2 separate regions of the Homo sapiens genome follow, and region 2 is linked to region 1. A link is a contact called in ENCODE Hi-C or POLR2A ChIA-PET data. All regions are on one chromosome and are shown on one strand. Each heading gives the region's core, a stretch centred on a gene start or an enhancer-like site at or near the end of the contact. The rest is flanking DNA. Distances are from core to core; before and after follow the strand shown.

Region 1 (2,700 bases), core at 85-2,584:
AAGCACATAAACGAATCCAGCTCTGTGATTAAGCCAAGACATTAAAGAGATCTTCAAAATGAAAACCAATGCCACTTCTCTAATAGACTTTTTTGTTTTGGAAAATTTGTTTTTCCACGAAAGTATTATTTCTGTTACCATATAATGGGTTATTCTTTTTAAATAAATTAATATTTTTTAAATGTCTTAGCTTTAATTTCAAAGGTGGTAAATATCAGTATGTATTACATGTATGTATTATCTCTAACCCACATAAGAGCTCTCTGGGGTCCTCAATAATTCTTAAGAGGGTAAAGGAGTCTCGAGACCAAAACTTCAGGAACCCTAATACAGCCATTCCAAACCTAACAAGGAAAATAGTTTTACTTCGAGTTTCATGTTCATGGTGAAGTCAAGAAGAGAACGTGGTAACCTGGTTTGATGGAGGGAGATGATGAGTTCGGCGTCAGTCTTTCCCAATACCTTGCAAAATGTTCATGAATTCCTGCACCCCACCCTCTGCATTCATCACCTCGCCTGCGCTTCTTCCCAGCCTTCCTTAGGTCTCCCAGAGCAGTGTCCACATCCCTTTCTTTTGCATTTTAAGTCCTCTGGATGACTGCCCCATCCTAGGGGTCCCCTGACAGCTTTCCTTCTCTCACTATCCTCCGGGGTCAACCTCGACTTCTCCCTTTCACCAGGGGCGGGGGTGGGAACAGGGAGCGAGGCAGCCGCTGGGCCACTTTTGCCTCCACCCTCCAGAGCCCTGGGCCCCGCTCTCAAACCCCAGGCGTTCCGGGGAGCTGCTGAGTTCCGCTCCGCCTCAATGACCGAAGTCCTCCCCACCTCCGCTCACTCACGCCGGCGGCCCCCGCCGCGCTCAGCCCCACCGACAGCGCCCCCACCTCCCCACCGCAGCCCACCCCGCTCGACCCGCGCGCCCGGCCTGCCGCGGCCCTGAGCTCACCTGAGGCGGAGGCGCCCGCGACTCCCCGCCAGCTCCGCCAGTCTCCTCCAGCCCCGGCCCTCGGGCGCCTGATCCAGGAGCTCGCTGAGCCTCCGCAGCAGCGGCTCCCGCAGGCGGTTGAGGGTCGCGCCGGCCGGAGGGGCGAGCAGCGGCCCCGTGGGGGCGGCCGAGGGCGGCAGGGCCTGTAGCGGGTCCCCCAACAGCGACATGGCCCTCGCCGGCGACCCCGGACTGCCGGGGCTCCCGCCCGCCCCGTCACGGGCCTCGGCCCCGGGGCACCTTCCGCTCGCCTCCGAGCCGCGGAGGCAGGGGCGGAAGAACAAATCTGGCAGCGCGGCACGGCCCTCAGAGGAGGAAGCTCCGCTCCCCGCCCCAATTAGACAGGTTTGCCGAGGGGAGCCTGGCCTGCTGGCCGCGCCAGCCGCGCAAAGGGGCGGGGCACCCGGGGGGCGGGGCACGGAGCCTCGAGGGGCGGGACCTTGGGCCTCGAGGGGCGGGGCGGGGCTGCCTACTGCGTGCGTGCGGCTGCGCGCCTCCCTCGCCCTCCCCCGCGGTCCCGGGCTGGCCGTGGCGCGCGCTTCAAACCCAGCCCTCCCGAGCAGGAAAGGACGGGTGGGTGCAGCTGGAGGAGGAAGCGGTGGAGGAATTACGCCCCGGCAGCTCCTCTACGGCGGGGAAGCCTGCGGCGTCTGGGCTTCCTGAGACCGTGGGAGGAGGCCTGCGTACTCACGCCAGAGAGCGGGGCAAGCGGTTCTCAGTCGCCGGCTCCCGCCCGCAGTCCCCGGCGAGCGCTCTCCCCTGACTCAGGGACTTTCATGTGCCCGGCGACACACCAGCATCCTGCAGTGGGCAACCTCAGCGGACGCTTCCTCGTTTTAGGGTTAGATGTGTATGGCATTGCTAGAGGGAAGTAGTGCTGGAGATCCGGATACTTGAGTTGGAATTGGCCAAAATCTTTGCCTAGACTTTTAAACAATTACTACTTTGCAAACTGAGCTGTGGCATATTTAGGGCTAATCAGATCTTGGAAATGATTGTTTTTAGCAGGAATCATCTGGTTTACACCGCGTCAGACTGCCGCCCGCAATCTCCGTCATCAAAGCAGGCAACCCTGTAGAGGATGCCTTTCCCTGGAATGATCCGGAATGGACGACACCTGAGCTCTCTCTGCCAATCTTAGCAACATCCAAGGCCATTATCCCTTTGAAAACTATGGCTTCGTTTGGGACAAAAAGGAAGTAACTTACGAAATGTGACCAGTCAGGTAGTTCCCTACACGAGGCTTCCTGGCCCAATTTCTGTTGCCATTAGCTTTTCATCACCCAAGGCCGCAGGATTTTCTGACCAGTAATTTGGATACCTATATTCTTATACATGTTGGCGAGGTAGGTGCGCCATACAGTCTCCACCACATTCTAGCACAAGCAGTCATTAAACTTCACTCTAGCATAAGTTAAGAATTCAGACTGCAGTGAGATGGCTAAGAGCATGAAAGATCTGCTCGATTCAAGTGTTAGGAGCTTGAATAAGTTTCTTAATTTCTCTGCCTCATCTATTAACACAGGACTGACAATACAGTTTATATAGAGTTGTTGCCAGAATTAAAGGAGTTGATGTATGTGAAGCACTTAACTCGGTAACTGGCACATCGTAGATGACTCAGTAAATGCTATTACCCTTACACATACAAGTGCCGTTTCATACTCAGTTTGACTTGGCAAGCCTTTCCCAACCGCTTCAGGTGCCTTCCTGTT
Region 2 (2,700 bases), core at 62-2,561, 1.2 Mb before region 1:
AACAAGGCAGAAAATACTTCCCGGTCATTTCCTTAATTTTTTAAAAATTGCATTACACACCTATAAATGTATTAGTATCAATCAAATCAAGTTTAAGAGGGACTTTGTGCTGCTTCCTGTTCTTGGGAATTAAGTCGGACCAGAAAGTGCTATGCATAAGTAAGATCCTTCAGAAAGAAACAAGGTCAGAATCCTAAGACATCACAAAAGGTAGACAAAGCTTTTTCCATCCCACACAAGCGCCAGAGACAGCAGCCTGTTACCAACTTAGGCATGGTCACATTTGCAATGCACCACTTCCTTCGCACGCCCCAGGAGCTCTATAAAATGAAAGTAACTTAAAAGGTGGGGGGGGCGTATAATCGTCTGATGCAACAGCAGTATGGCCCACACAGACTTCGGGCTCTGGGCAGTGACTGGGTTCTCTGTTTAGATTTAGAAAAAGCATGGGGCCGGGGCGCTGGCCTGAAAACTTACGATGGAGCTGTATGTATCGGGGTGGGGAGTGCGAATGAATGAATGAAAAAAAGGAGCGGACTAACTCCTATTCTCCTATCCCCACCTCCCACAATATCGATTATTTAAATGTTACAAGATTTTCTAGGCTCCTGAACACAGGGGCCCTTGTGGGGCCGTCTCTGGAAGCGCTGGGAGTCCAGGCGGTCCCCGGGGCTCTCTCCTGCCCCTTCTGCCGCGACAATGACTTTCTCCTAGAGACAGCCGCCTACACTTGCACTTGTTCCTCGTGGCCCCGGGGAAGGGCAAGTGGCGAGGAGGAAAGAGAGGAGGAAAGGAGCTTTTTGCCCCTGGTGAAACGCAGCTGCATCCCAATCGCAAATCCGGCTTGGTCCCTCGCCGTACCCGCCGTACCCGCCGGTCCTGGGGAAAAACCCCGAAGAACTTTCTGGAGGCGCCCCTAAGGCTCGCGCCAGGGCACAGACCTGGCCCGACCTTGACCCCCGTGCAGTCTGTGCTTGAGCCCCGGCGAGCTGAGCCCGCCCCAGCCGAGACCTCGACCCCGGCCCCGACCCCGCCCGGCCTGGGTCTTCGCTGGCCCCAGCGGGTCGGTACCTGCTGGAGCCCGCGCGGGGCTCGGTTGAGCGTTCTTGCGCGCCTTCTTCCCAGGCATCTCCGCCGGTGCCGCCGCCCACTCAGCTACAGAGCCCGGGAACCTCAGCCTCCAACTGGAGCACCTCGGACAGCTGCAGGACGCGAGCTGAACACGAACAGTCCTGCAGGCAGGGATGCTGGGATCGGGTGTCCGGACGCGCGGAGATGCCAACTACACACGGTGAGTGCCCGGGAAACTCTGAGATCCCCGCGCCAGAGACCACGCTTTTGTCCAGTGAGAACTTCCCTGGTGACGTAGGGAAACTAGACGCCCGGCCCGCCCCTGTCCCCGCCCCTGTCCCCGCCCCGCAGACGGCGTTATGGGAGCGGACGCGGGACGCGGGCGGGGAAGTACCCCGCTGAGCGCGACCTGCCCGGACACGCTCCCGACCCGCGGCGGCGCCGACCCGCGGCGGGGGGCGCAGAGCGCTCGGCCCCGAAATTACTTCCTTACAAAACGAGGTGGGAGGAGAAGGGGGTCGGCTTTGACCATCTGCAAACGCTGGACGTCGTCAGCGGCAGTGGTGGCGGGAGCTGGGAGTGGCGGGAGCTGGGAGTGGCGGGAGGGGAAGGGTTTAACCAGGAGGAACGTTGTGGGTGGGGAGAGACCAGAGGCCTTGGCAATTAGAGACTTGGGTAAACAAGCCCAGAAAAGAGATTGGAAAAGGAAACTTTTCGAACTTGAAGAGTATGGGCAGTAACAGGGAAGGGAAATGAGAAGAACCTTAATCACCGCAGAGGAGATGCCAGAGGCCCTGTGAGAAAGCTCCGGGTCCCAGGAAGTCACTGCAAACAGAAGCCCTGGTGCCAGCCAGAAAGAACATCGTGTTTGAGTTGGGAAGGGATTTGTGTGTGTCCTTCCAGATAGGTCGATATCGCCCATTGTGGATGTTTAGCAAAAACGAGTGGATCGTTATCATATGGAAAACGTTCAAATCTTTTGTGGGAGGGCTGAGCTACCTGGGAACGTGAAATTATTTGCATAATGTTTGGCGAGGCCATGAGTAATTCTACTATTATGAAGAGGAGTAATTAGGAGTGGTTAACGGTTACTGAGAGCCGCTTCATGCTAAGGACTTTGACATGCATTTTCTCATTCCGTCCTCAGAACAACCGTTGCTACTTTACGGGTGCAGAAACTGAGGTTTGTAGAAAATTGCCCAAGTTCACTTAGGCAGAGAGCACTGCCCTGATTCCGAACCAGGCAGGCCCACAGAGAGCAAGAGCTCTTACCCACTGTAGCCTTCCCAGCAATCAGTTTCTTAGAAAATGTGTGTTTTCGCCGAACGCGGTGGCTCACGCCTGTAATCCCAGCTCTTTGGGAGGCCGAGGCGGGTGGTTCGTTTGAGGCCAGGAGTTCGAGACCAGCCTTGCCAATATGGTGAAACCCCGTCTCTACTGAAATACAAAAGATTAGCCGGCCTTGGTGGTGCACGCCTGTCGTCCCAGTTGCTTGGGCGGCTGAGGCACGAGAATCGCTTGAACCTGGGAGGCGGAGGTTGCAGTGAGCCGAGATCGCGCCACTGCATTCCAGCCTGGGTGACGGAATAAGACTCTGTCTCAAAAAAGAAAAAGAAAAAAAAAGCGTGT

What was found. A loop is a pair of places that touch in the nucleus more often than their neighbours do. ChIA-PET counts read pairs that join two places held with the same protein, here RNA polymerase II (POLR2A). Pooled maps may share reads with other maps.
Region 2: a pooled map shows a loop between it and region 1 (9-fold over the local background). The contact joins the promoter of PMAIP1 here to the promoter of MALT1 in region 1. A Hi-C loop is called at or near these places in 1 of 37 single-sample maps with no recorded cell type and 11 of 50 pooled maps. POLR2A ChIA-PET finds 5 or more read pairs at or near these places in 3 of 52 experiments (GM10248, activated B cell and activated naive CD4-positive, alpha-beta T cell).

The regions. Positions count from the first base shown.
Region 1 is chr18:58,670,099-58,672,798 of GRCh38, reverse strand. MALT1 (MALT1 paracaspase) reads right to left here and starts at 1,334. Exons shown (of 17, transcript NM_006785.4): 1 at 947-1,334. The coding sequence starts at 1,155. It overlaps MALT1-AS1 (MALT1 antisense RNA 1), which reads left to right and starts at 926. Exons shown (of 2, transcript NR_164150.1): 1 at 926-1,330; 2 at 1,991-2,700. LOC105372146 (a long non-coding RNA gene) reads left to right here. Exons shown (of 4, transcript XR_935537.3): 4 at 1-186. RefSeq lists a silencer at 806-1,595 and an enhancer at 1,756-2,015.
Region 2 is chr18:59,898,607-59,901,306 of GRCh38, reverse strand. PMAIP1 (phorbol-12-myristate-13-acetate-induced protein 1) reads right to left here and starts at 1,311. Exons shown (of 2, transcript NM_021127.3): 1 at 1,072-1,311. The coding sequence starts at 1,129. RefSeq lists silencers at 945-1,154, 1,305-1,714 and an enhancer at 1,471-2,222.